Linked DNA regions of Mus musculus: region 2 is linked to region 1. Evidence: chromatin loops called from intact Hi-C (ENCODE). Cell type or tissue: left cerebral cortex. All regions are shown on one strand. Each heading gives the region's core, and the rest is flanking DNA. Links, peaks and the distances in the headings are about the cores only. Region 1 overlaps Afp (alpha fetoprotein). Region 2 has its middle 13 kb from the start of Rassf6.

The links. Peaks named below come from ENCODE experiments on the same cell type or tissue, not always from the same donor. Only the 100,000 strongest peaks of a DNase experiment are listed, where the experiment ranks them.
Region 2: a loop joins it to region 1, with 2.5 times the contacts of the local background. A loop is called at or near these places in 4 of 42 quality-filtered maps.

Annotation. Positions count from the first base shown.
Region 1 is chr5:90,496,821-90,505,158 of GRCm38, reverse strand. It overlaps Afp (alpha fetoprotein), which reads right to left. Exons shown (of 15, transcript NM_007423.4): 5 at 7,830-7,962; 6 at 6,797-6,894; 7 at 5,430-5,559; 8 at 3,538-3,752; 9 at 1,453-1,585; 10 at 731-828; 11 at 71-209. Among named protein-coding and RNA genes, the nearest start is that of Afp, 10 kb to the right of the region's middle. In left cerebral cortex, for the core only: a CTCF peak has its summit at 4,222 (motif pointing right); DNase peaks (open chromatin) are centred at 4,226 and 5,440.
Region 2 is chr5:90,648,879-90,657,216 of GRCm38, reverse strand. No RefSeq gene overlaps it. Among named protein-coding and RNA genes, the nearest start is that of Rassf6, 13 kb to the right of the region's middle. In left cerebral cortex, for the core only: a CTCF peak has its summit at 4,308 (motif pointing right); DNase peaks (open chromatin) are centred at 491 and 4,297.

The DNA of each region.
Region 1 (8,338 bases), core at 183-8,182:
CCCACACACCCTCCACCTGAACTTACTGAAGAAACCAAGGAACACCACCTCCACACAGTTCTCCACTCACCATTCCCTCACCACAGCCGGACCATTTCTCCTCGCTGAGCTGGCAGCACGTGGAGGCAATGCTCACCATCTTCCCGGTGAGGTCGATCAGCTCTGCTGAGGTCAGCTGAGGGGCTTTCCTCGTGTAACCAATAAGGAACCTTGAAGAAACATTTTTACCTCGTCATCGTGAGTGTTCACCCCTTCCTCCTTCTCTAGGACCTACTTCCGGTGTCAGAAGGCATGAGTCATGTGGCCCCACAATGAGAAGTGTTTATTCTGCCAATCACTCCACATACCCCACCTCCATCTCTCTCACGTGTCACTACGTGGGAAGAAGACTGCTTTCCTCCCAACCTTAGCTCTTCCTTGATTTCAACCGTGTACTTTGGGTGTTGGAACCTTGACAGATCAAGAGCAGAATGGATAGCTCTTCTGCAAAAATCTACAGGGTTTGGGGAACCCGAAGTCAATTTAAAACATCAGACTTCATGGGCTGTTCTTGTTAATATTTAATGGGGGATAACTTTGGAGAAATCACGTAGTCACATTTATACTGACTTTGATCCAATTGGGAATAGAAGAAAGAGTAGCAGTGCCTGGTGCCTTGAGACTTTAAATTTATGCTTCCTTCACCTATTAATAATTTTAATTTACTGAAAACATTTCAAAAAAAACATACAGATTTTGTAATTTGTAGTCTCCTAAGGTCTGGTAGAGAGCGCAGCTTTGCTTGGACAGTGCCTGGCTCTCCTCGATGTGTTTCTGCAATTCTTCTTCCTAAAAATACCGACATTATTACATGCATTATTCTTTCGTCTCAGACACACAATTTTCTATATGCCAGGATCTTATTATATTATAAAACCAATCTTAGAAGCCTTTATGAAATATTGAAGATGATAATGCGTGACTTTTAAGAATGAAAACAAATGAACTCTTGAGGATATAGCCACTGGACAGGAGATTTTGCCTTCCTGAAGCTGGCAAAGGTGAATAGCATCTCTATTCTATTCACCATAATGCTTTTAACTAACATTTTTATTTCTTACATAAGCCATTGGTTGCTAGTTAGGATAACTCATTAATTTTGAGACTACTAGTTTATAACTAGCTAAGTATAACTAGCTAATTACTACTTAACTAGTATGTTTAATTTTTTTTCATTATCCAGTGGGGAGCACTGCCAAAGGGCATGTGTGGGTCCTACTCCAACTCTGTGGAGTGCAGTTCTTTTTCTTCTCCCTTTACATGGTACCCAAGGATCCGGCTCAGGTCCCCAGGCTCGCACAACAGGCGCCTTTACCTACTGAGCCTTCTCACTCACTGGCCTACAAACTGTATTTCCAAAGACTACTATCAATGCAGTTTACAGATTATCCCCCAAATTCTAGTACCACCTACCAGATTGTCCTGACATCCAGGTAGATTTCCAGACTGGGAACACTTCTCCAATATTTCCTGGTACGTTTTAGCAATTCTTAGAATGACTGAGACAGGAAGGTTGGGGTGAGTTCTTGAGTATTCATGAAGAAAGCTTAAATATGTAGGAAAAATATCATGTTGTTAGAACTAAGACAACGTTACACTATTAACTAACTCCCTAAGCATTCCTATATAGCAGTCAGAGCATACAGACATTAAAAGTCAAACAGTAAGTGAAGCAGAAAAGCAAACATAATTTGAATTCTGTGAACAGCAAAACTATTAAGGCAGTCCCTCAAATCACCCAGTAAAATGTCCTTTCCTGAAATCATGACATTTGCCAGAAAATACATGGAACTGGAAGTCATTAAGTGAATAAGCCAGGCTCAGACAAACTGCATGTTTTCTCTCATATACAGAACCTAGGTATAAACTTATGTATGCATGCATGCATGTGAAATTATTTTTAATTAAAGAAGAACAATACAAATATACCCCTTTGTTTTGTGTCTCGCTATGGCTTTTCAGTGGCAAGATTTCCATTCATTTATCCAACAAATATGCTTTCAGAGTGTACGGTATGCTTTAAACAGTGAAGAGCTAATGCCATGTAAGAGAAAAGACCTCCCCTCCCCTCTCTTAAGGAGACAGACGCAAGCTTAAATGGGTCATCTCTCTTTGATAGTGATAAATCAATGAAGAAAAATAAGAAAGACGAGGGCAGGAAAAGAGGCGACACCCAAAGACGAAGGGACACTAATTCAGCTTGCGGTCAAGAACAGCTCCTTTGACTGAGGGCTAGGGCAGCAGACTTGTGAGTAACAGAGGGGGATACAGGCTTGGTGGAAGCCTGTTCTCAGCTGAGAAAATGTCTCCTGCAAACATTCTCTCCACTGAAGGCCTGTTGCTATGAAGCCAACTGTTAGCTCTTTTATATGTGTATGCATATGTAAGTGTAGAGATCACTCTTTAAGATGAATTGTGCTCTAAGTTTGTAGATGTAGGTAGTCTTGACTTCTACCACCAACAAAACACCTAGATGTTCCTCCTAAATCTAGTCTTTGTTTTAGTTTGCCTAACTTTATTTAGCAGTACAAATGACATGTGAATACCTGATTTTAGTGCAGCCAAAGAGCCACAGCTTTTGGGAATACTGGCGAGAAGATTGAGCCATTACTTTGATTGCTGCATTAGCATCAGGCGCTTAGCTTAGGAAAAGCCCTCGGAACCCATTAGGCATGAGGTCCTAAGAGCTGCACAAATCTCTCTTCTAATAGAGTGCATAGAAACATCCAAGAAAGGGGAAGGTGTTAACTTGACTGTTGGCTTCCCTTAAAGGCCAATAGAATGAATACATGCCTGCTGACTATAGTACAGAAAACTTCTTTTGTACAAATGTCTCTAAACAGGTTTTCATTTCTTAAAAATTCTATACATATCAAGCAATCTGTTTCAGTGAAAGAACTGTTATCTGGCACTATCTATTGAGCTATATTTAGGGGAATGTTTATTTTTTTCTGAAGTGTGTATTATAGTGTGTATCATTATATTCATGAGCTTGAGCACTTCTTATTTTTAAATTTAATTTTATTTATCTATTACTACTAGAGGGGGCATGTTTGCCACAGCACGCACGTGTTGTCAAGGACCACTTTTAGAAATTGGCTCAATCACTCCACATCAGTTTCCTTGAGTTGAACTTAGGTAGTCGAGTTTGTGTGGTGCTTACCCACTGACTGAGCCAACTTGGCAGCCTATGCCCTCCTTATTACAAAATATACAAATTATCTTTGAAAGTTCGTGGTGGTTTTCATATGAGATATTGAAACAGAATGGCATAAAACAAAATATAGATTCATAAGCCAGCCAATTAATAGTGGTAATTGTGGGAACTTCATCACGTTACAGTAGATCTCATTCCTAGCTACAAGTTCTATGCTTACATCTCCTGGGTGTCACGGCATCTAGACAGCCAGCCTCAGTTGAGCTAAAAAACTATAGCCCCCACCCCCCATCACTTCATGGTCTTTATCATTGCAAATATACATTTACAGGGCATGTTACCTTGCCATGAACATGATTTTTTCCTCTGAAGAAAATTGGGCAAAATTTCTGTCTCCCAAAAACTGGCTTGGATTTAGAGATAAGCCTTCAGGTTTGACGCCATTCTCTGCGTGAATTATGCAGAAGCCTAGTTGGATCATGGGTAATTTGCAGCACTCTGCTATTTTGCTTGACAGAATATTTTGTTGAGAACATATATATGTCATGACTTTTTCCTGCAATGGGTAAAGTAAATAATATAATATATAATATAATACAATATAATAATATGTAATATAAATCTCAAAGGTTTATCCTCTAAGGTAGGAACTTAGAGCCCGGAAAGGAAGTGGGAGAAGAAATCAATGGCGAGATGAAAAGGAGGATCAGGGTCAATGAGATATCTCGCCTCATCACTCTTCTGTTTTTACCTATCTTTCCCTTTTTATTTTGCTCATTTTTGCTCTTCCTCATTGCTTTCCGACTTGTTCGAGTCCTCTTCGCACAGCTTTCATCTAAGTCCTGCCTTCTATTTTAGTAAACGTCTTCAAGATGAGAAGGAAATGTGTTGTTTAAACAAGACAGCAGCTTTTTACTGTTATTGAAACGTTCCAATGTGCAATATTCACCTCTGACATTCTAACCTTGCTAGCTTTCCCTTCCTTCCATCTTGATCAGAGGGATCTGCAGTGACCCACTCTGCCCGCCAGAGGGCACTCTAGAAGACGAACTGGCTGTGCAAAATCCTGTACACCACGTTGTCTCTGCTCAGGGATGTGCATTCTTACAGTGACCCTTGAAAGCTATTATTCAGTTGTTAAAGCCTTCCTGTAAAGCACTGAAATTATTTTTCCACTCTCAATGAAAAAATAGCGACAAGCTCCAAAAGTTAAAAGCTATTTTTTTAACTAGAAAAATAAAATCAATAAAATTGTCAATTACAAACCAAGAAAACTGACCTCAAAGAAAAACAAAATCGTTTTTTGCCAGTACTCCTAAGGGGCTGATGAATTCCTAATGTGCATGAGGGAAAAAGTAATCAAGTCCGTGCTTCAGGATTCACCACTCCTCACAGCAGGGGTGCCATCTGTCCTGGAGGATCCAGTCTGCCCCCTGGGAGCCCTGTCACCTGCTGACTTCCCTGACTACCTCTACAAAGAACGAATGACACTGAGTATATTGAAGTGAGTCTTTTCTGTCCCTTTTTCCAACATCATTTGAGCCTTTAACAAGAGAGATTTAAAAAAAAAAAAAAAAGGTAGTCCTTGGTGTCACAGGGATGAAAGGAGGAGTAATTTGGTATATACAGGCCTCTCATTCAATATCTAGAAAGCTCAGAGTTAACCCAAATTAGCCACATCATCTATATCACCAGTTCTTATATAATCTGTTAAATAAAGGAATTTAATTCTTTTAGATCCCTTTATTTATACCTCTGCTTAGTAATAAATAGACATTTTCTCTCTTGCAACAGTTTCTTGCATTATTTTTACTTATAAGTCTGTCATTAAACTATGACAGAACCCTTCAATGTGCCACACATTGCCCTGTAGAGACAATGGTAAACAAAAGACAGTCTATAACTTCAAGAAGGCCAATTGTTTTATCTCTCCAGTTAAACTATACATTCTTTGATGTCAGTTTATAAGTTTTCCCGGCAAGTGGCCCTCACTGTAAACCAGCAGCTAGCTAGCTAGTGGGAGAGACTCAGTCTCTCAGTCAAATAAGAACTGAATGTCTCGTAGTCTCATGAAAGGGATCAGATATTGCTAATGCCTGAGGTGAGACCCCAAAGCAATCATGACGTAGCTCAAATTTTACTCTTCGAAAGTCTGTAAGTTCACTGCACCCCAGCCAAGCCAGGCATAGTGAAACATTAATTGAGACAAAAAGGGAGAGAGGGAGACTCCTACCCCATCCTGCAGACACTCCAGCGAGTTTCCTTGGCAACACTCCTCGTGGATGTGAGCCACATCCAGGGCCAGCTTCTGAATCTCAGTAAAATTTGCTTCAGTTAACTTTTGACTTAGCTTAATAATGGTTCTGGAAGAGGATCATTTAAAAAAAAATTATCTTGTTTATCAGGATGAAATCGCATTGTCTGTAGAGGATCTGGGGAGTTACCTCCAGCGGGAAAGAACAGAAATGTGTTCTTTTAAAAGAGACGGAAACACATCTTAGGTCTCGTCAGCTTCTGCTCCACCAGGCACAAGCTCTGTAGACTGGGGGACTGGGTGCTCAAGTAATTTGGAAGTCATTTGTAGCTTCCTGAAGACTTTCTAGGAACTCAAGCTAAATGTCGCCCTTTCTTGTTGAGCCCTGATCCTGAGCGTTTGTTGCAGACACAGAAGCACTCGGCTACAATTCCAGCAAACCAGAAGTGGAGGCAGGAGAATCGGGAGCTCAAGTCCAGCCTGAACTACCAGATTCTGCTTCAAGGCATCAGACCACAGCAGAAGGAAGTATAAAACAAAGCTGCCAGAATTCATGGGAAGAGGTGCCTGTGCAAAGACCCTGCTTCCTTGAATAAAGGATTGAGTCTTTGTTACTGATAACTTGGGAATCATTGTGGCGTGTGTGGCTTTTCTTGCTAACAGATACATGATGCCATTGCTGTCATTGTGTCCTCCCATTTCTATTTTACTATTAAGACAAATATTTAAGGCGCCATATGAATTGATGACTAAGTTTCTAATAGAATTGGGAGGTAATTGTAGCATAAGTCTGACCTCTTCCAGAAGAAAGGTGAAACCAGTCTTTGGAAGAAACTACAGGGCTGAAATGTGCATTGGATCTTGGCTGTGCACAATACCTAGGCTTCCAGGCACTAAGGACCTCTGCCCACCTGTCACTGACTTCTAAAGTTGTTGCCTCAGGGGAATATTTTACCGAGAAACAACAATTGACACAATGGGGTTGATTGGGAAGCCTGGTTAACAAGAAGGATTTCTTATTAGGCTGCAAGTCGGAGATGCCTCTCCATAAAGCTTGATCTACTTTGTAGAAGAGCTGGGGAAATATGGTCTAATGGGGCAGTATAATTTGAGTGTGGACAGAAACTGAAGTGTCTAGAACAAACAATAAAAACTTACTTAAAAACTCTTCCTTGAATACCATGCCAGTGAGACTTTCATAAATAGCAGGCTGATCTGCTAGTTCTGTTCTGATCCTTAGATCTCATGATTCTAATCAGAGTCTGCCTCCCAAAGGAGGCTTTACTCTGGAGGAGTGACATTGACATTGAGCACATCACATTGCCTCCTTAGACGCTTATACTTACGTTGCCTGGAGGTTTCGGGATCCAAATTTTCTTATCACTGAACATACATGCTCATTTAACATGCTTCCTTCTCTTAATTCCTTTGCAATGGATGCTCTCTAGATGCAGAAGAAGTGAGGTGTTTAGAAAACCCATTCATTCTCTCTTCAGATCTAAGAACTAGAAACGCTCAGTACAGATGACACAGGAAAGTATAAAATAGCTTCTACTAAACTTAGAGCTCAGGACGTTTAGGCATGTCATTCTATTTTCATGACTTTTAGATTAATTCTTATGTATGCATGCCTGAGATCTCTTAAACATCTTCAAACCAATACGTCATCATTTTGATACTGGGACCACATGGACAGCTGCACCTGTCCAGTCTCCAGGTGGGGTAAAGCCTGTTGGCTCCTGCTCAGTTAAAAAGAAAGGAAAAGACAAGAAAAAAAAAAAAAAAGAATTGCACTACCGTCATAATTCTTAGGAGTTTGGGCCCAGTTGGGGCTATATAACAAGAGTCTGCCTCAAAAGGCAAAATAAAACAAGCCAGAAGTGGGGAATATGCTCCATTTTGCGGACACATTAGCAACCCCACTAATTTCCAGCTTCCTTGGCTCTGGTTGAACTTGTAGTATGTTTTCCACTTGTCAATTACCGAAAGGCTGGTTACTCTGTATCAACATTGTTTTCTGCTCTGAAGGAGAGAGGGACAATCCTATCACTCTAATGGGCTTATAAGCACTAAATCACCTCCTCTGGGTACATGCATTGCTGTTATCTCTGCTCTCTTTAAAGATTCAGTAAATGCTGATCCAAATACATTTTTACTTCGGCCTAAAGTTATACCTTACTATTATGGAGTATTGTTTCTAACTATAAATAGAAAATGAAATTTCATCGATAATTGAAAAGATCAAGTAAAAATGACTTTCATCTAGGATGAGAAAGAAGATGGTATTTCCCACAGGAGGCACATTTCTGCCTTTAATTCTGTTTTCCCAAGCCATGGCTAAACCCCATTTAGCTTCAGATAGCTTCACAAAGATACCACCTTTGTCTGGAAGCACTCCTCCTTGTTGTCAGCTTTGCAGCATGCCAGAACGACCTTGTCGTACTGAGCAGCCAAGGACAGAATGGCTGGGGCATACATGAAGGGGTTCCTCCTTGACACTTCATAGATGAACCTGTGGAATGGACAACACTTGGAGATTTGCAAACATGTAACAGATGAAGGGACTGCCACCTCCCTGAACTAAGCTCTGGAATTTATTTAATGAATGGGGTAACCAACCACAAAGGCAACAGGGTCCAATGGACTTTTTCTCTACTGTGCTGTTACGGGAAAATGTGCAGGCTTTTTTCAAAAGCTGTCAAAACGTTCCTACATGTCAGCCTCAGGAGAAAAAAAAGATCCAATCCGTTAATCCAGAGTCTTTTATGAAAACAAACAATGACGCTATGATTCCTTCTGAGATGTCTTTTTCAGTAAGCCTGTCAGACATATCAGGGAATCAGCCAGGCTAGCTTCTACGTAAGACAGCTCAAATCTTTATCAGTGAA
Region 2 (8,338 bases), core at 157-8,156, 150 kb before region 1:
TGGCACAGCTGGACTAAATCCATACAATTCAATCCCGACCCGTGGAGCACTCGTGTCTTGACACACCCAACGTGCCTAATAGTTCTTGCTCGAGTGACTTAGAGTGTAGTCACTGACAAAGCAGATCAATGTGACAATCATGGACATCAGTTTAGGTTATAGTACCCCAGGAGGCAGAGGAGACTCTTGAAAAAGTCATGATTGTATATAAATTGCTCAATCCATTTGAGAGGGAATTCTTCTTTGACGAGACTGGGAATGAGCGCTCTCACCAGATCAGTAGTTCCATATGGGTGAATTAAGGTCAGGCTTATTCGCTCTAGCAAGCGCAGTGATTATAATGGGCAAAATTATCCCCTGGTTGCATTTGTAAAATGCAACCATCCGCCAGTCTCATTTGCTTGCTTCAGGAGCCAAGCCATGAAATATAAGCAGTACCATTTTCTTGATCTATGAGACTGGTGCTAATTGTCACTGCCTATCCGTCAGGATACTGTGTGCTTCTGTACAGTGATTGAGCCTAGATAGGTAGCTGGCGAGGATGGTGTATATGCATCCACTGATAGCCTCCACTAGCACAGCTGTTACTCCATGCCAGAAAATGCATCTGCGACAGCCCTCAAGTACACGTATTCCAGTTATAAATCTGGAAACAAAGAAATGACTTCCAGGAGGGTCAGTCCGTGGGTTCACCAAACCAGGAAAAGTACTAAGACTTCCCATGGGATGCGCTCATCTGGCAAGGATCTCGGTCCCCCACTGGTGTGTTCTCAGCATTCCCGACTCCCTTTATAAACGTCAGAGAAGCTGAAGGGTAATTCACACATGACAAAAATCATCAAAACTGTGAGTGCCATTTGACAATATTTGACAAATAGTCACTAGAAATGCAGTTTGTGCCATTCATTCCCAGAGTTCTCTGGTGCTCCAGTCGACCCGTCCCCCTCCCCATCCTGAGCCTCTAGGAAGCATTTTTCTAATTCCCGTTGCTCCAGTTTTATGAATATAAGGATTCTTTGTGATTGAAATCTCGAATCATCAGTTGTCCCCGGTCTGGCTCCTTGAGCACAGAGTGACATTTTTGAAATGCATTCATGTTGACGCGTGAATGAATCGTCTCATAGAGCTCCTCGGTGTTCCGCCAGACCACACAGCTTACTCGGGTCTTCAGAGATGTCTGTGTGTTTGAATTGTTTCCATCTGGGCTCATTTACTGTGAATGAAGCTGCTGTGCGTGTTTTTTGCTAAAGTGCGTAAACAAGTTTGCATTTCCCTTTTTACAAGAAGAAAACTCAGCAGATTGGAATCTGAAATCCTCCTAGACTGGAAGCTCCTTGGACCCTTGAGGCCAAAGAGCTCCTATTTCATTCATTCACTCACTCCTTTGTGTTTGTTTGTTTGTTTGTTTGCTTGCTTGCTTTTTGACAGGATTTCTCTGTGAACCCCTGGATGTCCTGGAACTCACCACAAAGACCAGGCTGGACACAAACTCACGGAGATCCACCTGCCTCTGCCTCTTGAGTGAAGTGGTGGAATTAAAGGCCACTACTGCCTAGCCTAGAGCTACTCTTTCTGAGCCCCCTACAAAGGTCATATTGGGGTAACTAGGTATGTGGTTTGTTCTGTATGGCTTTTGTTTATACTATGGGGTAGTATAATCATTACCACTTCCCCTTTACTGTCAACAGTGTGGAGGAAGATGGAGCCATGGGAGGCTTTATAACTTCATAGGAGTTTGGAAGAGCCTCTTCTGCATGGCTGTAGCTTGAGAAGCCCTGATGTGTTATTTCTCTTGCCCCAAACAAGCTCTCTCCTACCATCCTCTTCTCTTTTTCTTCCTTCTTGTTATCATGGGGCAGTCAGCCATCTTGGTCTCTGAGTCTTGGGGGTGTTGCCAAGCCTGGACACCCCGTATCTAGAAGCTCTACATACCTAACACCTCTCTGCCTTGCTGTCAGGGAACCCTCCAGGGTGCCCTCAGGGAAGGAGCTGAAGCAGCTGTTCAGGGGCTCCGGGATTCACTGACCTTCCTGTTCCAGTGTAGACAGATGTCCTCTCTCATCTCTCAACACACCCGAAGCTCTGCTCTCTTTTTCTCCCCCTCCCACCTGATTCTTCTCAATACATTTATCTTTAGAGAAGCAGAAATCAGAATGACTGTACCTCTAATGACTTCTTCTTTCTAGATTTCCTGGGACAAAGGAGCACAAGAAATAGGAACCAATGAAGGGGAAGTCCAAAGAGGAGCTAAGTATCTCGATAAATTACACCATTGTCTTCGTACCTGGGAGACAACTTATCATGGTCATTTCAGAACTGCTGTCGGTGAAGACTAGAAGGGGGAGAGTGGGGTGAGGGGAGTTTGACAGAGGGAAAGAGGAATGGTGAATCATTGGCTAAATTCTCGGGGTGAAGCTGCAATGGTGAAGGCTCCTTCGAACAGTCATAAAATCCCGAAGGCTGGTAGATTCGAATCAAACTTAATGCCAACCTATGACCTTTGACCTCCACTTAACTCTTCTCATTTCCTAAAATAGCAACCGTGCCCCTGAACAGTGAAGGAGCCATGGCGGCAAGATGGCACCACCTCTGAGGGGACTGAGTTTTCTGTTTCCACTGAACTTGACGTGTCCTGGGTTTCTTTGTATAATACTTCCCTTCTGCATTGGTCCTTACACCCCTGCGTCAGCTTCCCCAGTCTCCCGTGTACAGGGCGTGTACCAACCTGATCACTGGCCCCTCCTTTACGTGTCAAGACAAAAGTGTGCATTGAGACCTTTCTGGGGACCGGCCACACTGATCCCACAGGGGGCTGTAGGTTTGTACTCCCTCCCCCAGCCCCTGCCCCAGCAATGGATAGTGTTCCCCTCTCCCTACCTCCTCAGCAGCATAAGCAGCCATTTGTTTTACTGATCTTGGCCATTGTGACTAAGGTAAGATGAAGTCTCAGAGTAGTTTTAGTTTGTATTTCCCTGCTACCTCAGGCTGTGGGACATTTCTTCACTTGTTTCTTCAACATTTATGTTTCATCGTTTGGGAAATCTCTGTTTAGTTGTATACTGCATGGTTAACTGGGTCGTTTGTTTTTGTGATCATGGGGATATATATATATATATATGTGTGTGTGTGTGTGTGTGTGTGTGTGTGTGTATACACGTATATACATATATATATACATATATGTGTGTGTATATGTATATGTGTGTATACACGTATATACATATATATACACGTATATGTGTGTGTGTGTGTATGTATATGTGTGTGTGTGTGTGTGTGTGTGTGGTGCTGGGGTTGGGTGTATACATATATATATCCTAGTACTAATCCTCTATCAGACGTGTAGTTGGTAATGGTTTTTTCCCATTTTAGAGTCTGCCGCTGTGCTCAAATGATGTTGTGCTTTGCAGCCTCGTGAGGTCCTATTTATTAGCTGTTAGTCTTAGTGTGCTCTCCATGTCCTGTGCAGAAATTCCTTTCCTGTGCCAATGAGTTCAACCTGTTTCCCACTTTCTTATAAAAGAGATTTGAGGGATCTGATCTTAAGTTGAGGTCCTTGATCCACTTGGAGTTGAGTTTTGTATAGGGTGATAGATATGGATCTATCTTCATCTTCTACATGGGGATATCCAGTCTGAAAAGCACCATTTGTTGAAGTTCCTGTCTTCTATCCAGTGTGTATCTTTGGCTTCTTTGTCAAAACCCAGATGGAATTATTTCTTCATTTCAGTTTCACCGAAACATGTGTCTGCTTTTCTGCTAACCCTATGCTGCTTTTTCCCCTATAGCTCTGCAGGAATCTCTGCTTGAATCTGTGCTGGCCAGAGCTCCAGTTCTTTTTCTACGTGGCATTTCTTTTTTAGATATCCTGAAATTTCTGTGTTTCCATATGACGTTAAAAATTGCATTTTCTTTTTATTTTTTCTCAATTTCTGTAAAGAATGGGGCTGGAATTTTGATAGGTGTTACAATGGGTCTGTAGATTGCTTTTGATGGGATGATCATTTTTGCAATATTAATACTACAGATCTCCAAACGTGAGGGACCTCTTCACCTTCTGGTATCGTCCTCAATTTTCTCAATATCTTAAAGCTTTTAGTACACAAATCTTCACCACCAGTCGTGTGAACAGTATTAACTGTGTCACCACAGCCTCGTGTGGGTCTCTTAGCCCAGCACCTCAGCTGTGCTATAGAACTGTTAGCTTGACTGAGTTCCTTTCCTGTCTAAGAGGGCACAGTTCTCAGGCAGTCAAAATGCCCAGGGAGCCTGCAAAAGAAGGGAGAAAAGAAATTTGGGTTGCCACTAGAGGGAGCTACAGTCTACGCCCTAAAATGTGACTGCCTGAGGCTGAGGCATCATATGGTATAAACTTATGTGGTAATGCTTGAATTTCATTAGAAAAAATATTTTTATTAGCTATTCTAATATGTCTATATATTTAATAATAATGCCTACAATTAAATGTATCAATTAAATAGTCAATACATGCTGTAATACATCAATAAAAGAAATGGCAGAGCATGCTGAAATAACAAGAGATGAAATTGGAGCAAAACCAAGCCTAAGCCACTCCAAGCAGAACCCAGGCTCGTTTTCAGTGACAGCATGTCACAGTTATAAGGTCACAGTGACCTGTCCATCTTGTCTCCTCAGAACCTAGAACCTTGCTTGCACGTAGTAGTCACCAAGGAGAATATCTGAAAGGATGAGACAGGATTCTTTTGCACATATGCTCTTATCTGGTTGAACAAGCAAATTCATCAACTATCCCTAATGTCAAACACCAGGAACTTTGATTACCCATAGCCCTTAGGGGTTTCCTGAATGAGCAACTTGAAAATCGGAATTCTGTGGTGCATCGGTGGGAACAGCACCTTCTTTTTTTTTTTAATTTATTTATTTTTAGTTATGTGTATATGTGTGCCTGCTTTTCTGCACATGCATCAAACACAGATACCCTGGAACTAGGGTTACAGATGGCTGTGGGCCACCAAGCTGCTCTTAGGAATGAGACCAAGGTCCTCTGGGAGAATAGCAAGTGCTATTAACAGCCAGGCTGGCCACCTCTCCAGCTATCAGCCCTGCATGTGTTGTAAGCGCCCTCGGTGTAGATCTAAGTCCCAGGAATACACATTCATCTCATGCCCGGCTCAGTCTTCTTCATTTTTGTCATATAGGAATTCCTAAATTAACAAAAATTCCTTCTTCCATGCAAATGTTGCATTGGTGTTACCACTGTGGAAGACTGAAGCTGCCGAAGCAAGGGCCTGGGATAGTGAGACCCTCTCCTTTCACACAGTTCCTCATGCTGTGGTGACCTCCCCCTAACCATAACATTATTTTTGTTGTTACTTCATAATGTTATTTTGATATTGTGTCATAATGTAAATGTGTTTTTTAAGAGGAGGAAGAGAAGGAATATGTTTGTGGGTATGTAGTTAGGTATGAGGAAAGGGGATGCCTCCGCTGGCCCATGCTGAGACATCCCTTCCCCCTGAGGGACCAGCCACATGATTGTATAATATAGAATAGAGTTTATTTGGGACATGGGGAGGGGAGCTAAGAGGGTAGTAGAGACAGAGAAAGGCAGAGACAGAGCAGAGAAATAGAGAGGTAGAGACTGGCCATGAGCACGTGGAGAGAGGGGGAAGAGGTGAGAGGACAGAGCAGTAGCAAGAAGGCAAGAGCAAGAGAGAGCAGAGGGGGCAAACAGCCCCTTTTATAGTGAGCCTGGCATACCTGGCTGTTGCCAGGCAACCGTGGGGCTCAGAGCTTAGACAAAATGCTAACAGTAAATATCTGTGGGTTTTGATCGTCTTAAGAGAGACCCTGTGGAAGGATCGTCCGACCTTCCCCAAAGAGGGACTCTTGTTGAGAGAACAGCTGGTAATCTTTAGGTTTGGCCAGTAGTAGGGTCCCTGGATTTGAGGACCAGCACCTGGACAAGGGGCCAGCAGTGAGGGTGAGGAGTGTTTTGTGTCAAGATATAGAAAAGAAGAGAGAGCATAAACAATCAGTCCCCATTCCAAATTCTAGTCCTATTCAGTGGGGACACCTGTGACTGTGTCAGCAACGTGAGCTCTCCAGTTCACTCTGGGCTTTCTGCTTCAGAAACTCTAGATGGAAGCCCGGTTCTCCATATTTTAGGACATCCTTGTCACACCGGCAACCTCTAAGTTTGAGAACCGTATGCAGTGCCCAAAGCCAGCTGAACCAGGAGAACTTGAAATTCCTGATCCTAAGTTCCTTTGTAGGTTACTGGTTGTACAGTCCCCATAAAGGTAGACCTCTCTTTCACAAATCAAGCAGGATCTTTGGCAAGAAGTCCCTCTTGGGAAATCCCAGAGACCATTAAACAGTTATTTAAATACTTTCTTGATTGCTTAGCAAGCTTCTTTTTCTGCTAAGAAAAAAAAAAAAAAACTCTAAGGAATTACAAGTTAGACATTGGAATTCTCCTGTGGCAGAATAGTAACTACTTAACTTGCTAAATGAGGGGCCTTTACTGGAAAGGGCTATTCATTATAACAGGGGTAGGGTCATGGGTTCACACACAGGACCAAACAGGGAGGGGCAAGTTATAGAAGCCGCCTCTTGCAGAAGGTTGGAGAATCATTCTGAGAATATATGGTGTGTGTTTCCTTTCTTGAAGCTGCTAGGGTTCCTCCATCACCCCTTCCCTTGCTGTACAGTAAAAGCTATAAATTCCAACCTGCCAACCTCCACCTATAAAACACCACCCCATGTTAGTAGTCAGGAACACGATAATGTAGAATTTCTGATTGTAACAACATGGCAGTGGAATGACGTGCAATATATCGAGTATATGCTGACTCTAAAGCCAATTCAAAACTTTCTGTGTAAGGCAAAGGTAAGTTTAAAATGTCCAATAGAAGCCATTTTTAAAGTAGGATTTCAAGCTTAGTTTTATATTGAAAATAAGCTTCAAATTTCCACAGTGCAAAAAGCAGCACTTTTCAAATTAAATTTTTAAAAATAAGGGGAAAAAAACACCTCATATTAAATAGCAACAGAAGCAACCACAAACCAAATAAAACTTCTTAATAAGTATAATGTAAAATCTGGATGTAGCTCTAGTATGGCTTCTGTATTATCAATAGGCAGCCCACCTTGATTGTTCTCTCAGTAAACTTCGATCTGACACGGTACCTGCCATGCCATTTAAAGTGTAACCCATAGCAAATTAAGAATTTTTTAAATGACAAACACCACGATCACCACACAGAAGTTTAGAGGACACCATGAGCCTACCTAACAGCAGCACCCTATTGGTTGCATAGTCTCAAAGGTATGGGAAATTCTTACCATACCTTTAAAATAACACAATTATCACTCAAATATGCACTTCTGTGCACAATGAGGAAAGTTGAGATTGATAGGAAATATTTTTATTATTCATGTAGCAAACTGGAGCTACAGGGAGCTGGGTTTGGGGTTTCATCTTTCCTTGGGTCAGTTTGGATGAAACTCGTGCAGGTTTGGCTTTGGAAAAATGGGTTCTCTTGAGATCAGGGCCTTTAAAGGATACCAGAACAGGCTGGTCTATTTCAAATCGTTACTTTCCTCTCCCCCCTTGAGCATGAGAGGACACGCGAGCGCGCGAGCGCGCGCGCGCGCGCGCGCACACACACACACACACACACACACACACACGTTTACTATAACAACATAGTGGAACCCTGGAGGCAAACTCACAAAAGTTTATGGGTTCCCTAGGACTGGCCCCTCCACTGGGTTTCACCCTCTGCCTTGTCCACACCAAGCCTTCAGAAGTTTATCAGTGGGGGCAGTTCTAGCCTTCCTCCCCCAGCACTGGCTCTCATGGTGGTTTTTGTCCATGTGATTCAACCCAGTTAAGTTGTGACACAGAGTCACAAATGGGGGAACAATGGTCTTCCTTGTAACCTCTCTTCTATCGGTGAGGTTGACTCTTCTGTTTGTTCAGCTACGTGTCGGTGATTGTGTGCCCAAAGGAAACAGTATGCAGAAACCAGAAGCCCAGGAACCAGTCTTGAGTTCTGGTCCAGGAAGGCTCAGCCGAGCACAGACTCCGGGATAGTGGCAGGGCGGTACCCAGGACACAGGCAACTGAACCTCCCAGCTCCGTGACCGTACTCCTTCAGCTCCCATGCTACAGTCTTCTTCACTCACCATAAGCTTTGCTCTCCCTGATGAGGTGCAGTAAATCGGCGTTCACACATGAAATCCAGAAAGAAGAGATGTTTCAAAGTCATCTTCCCCTTGCCCTTTTTATCTTACACACCACTATAAAACAGCAGGAGCCCGCTTTGAGGACACTGGAGAAAGTAAGATG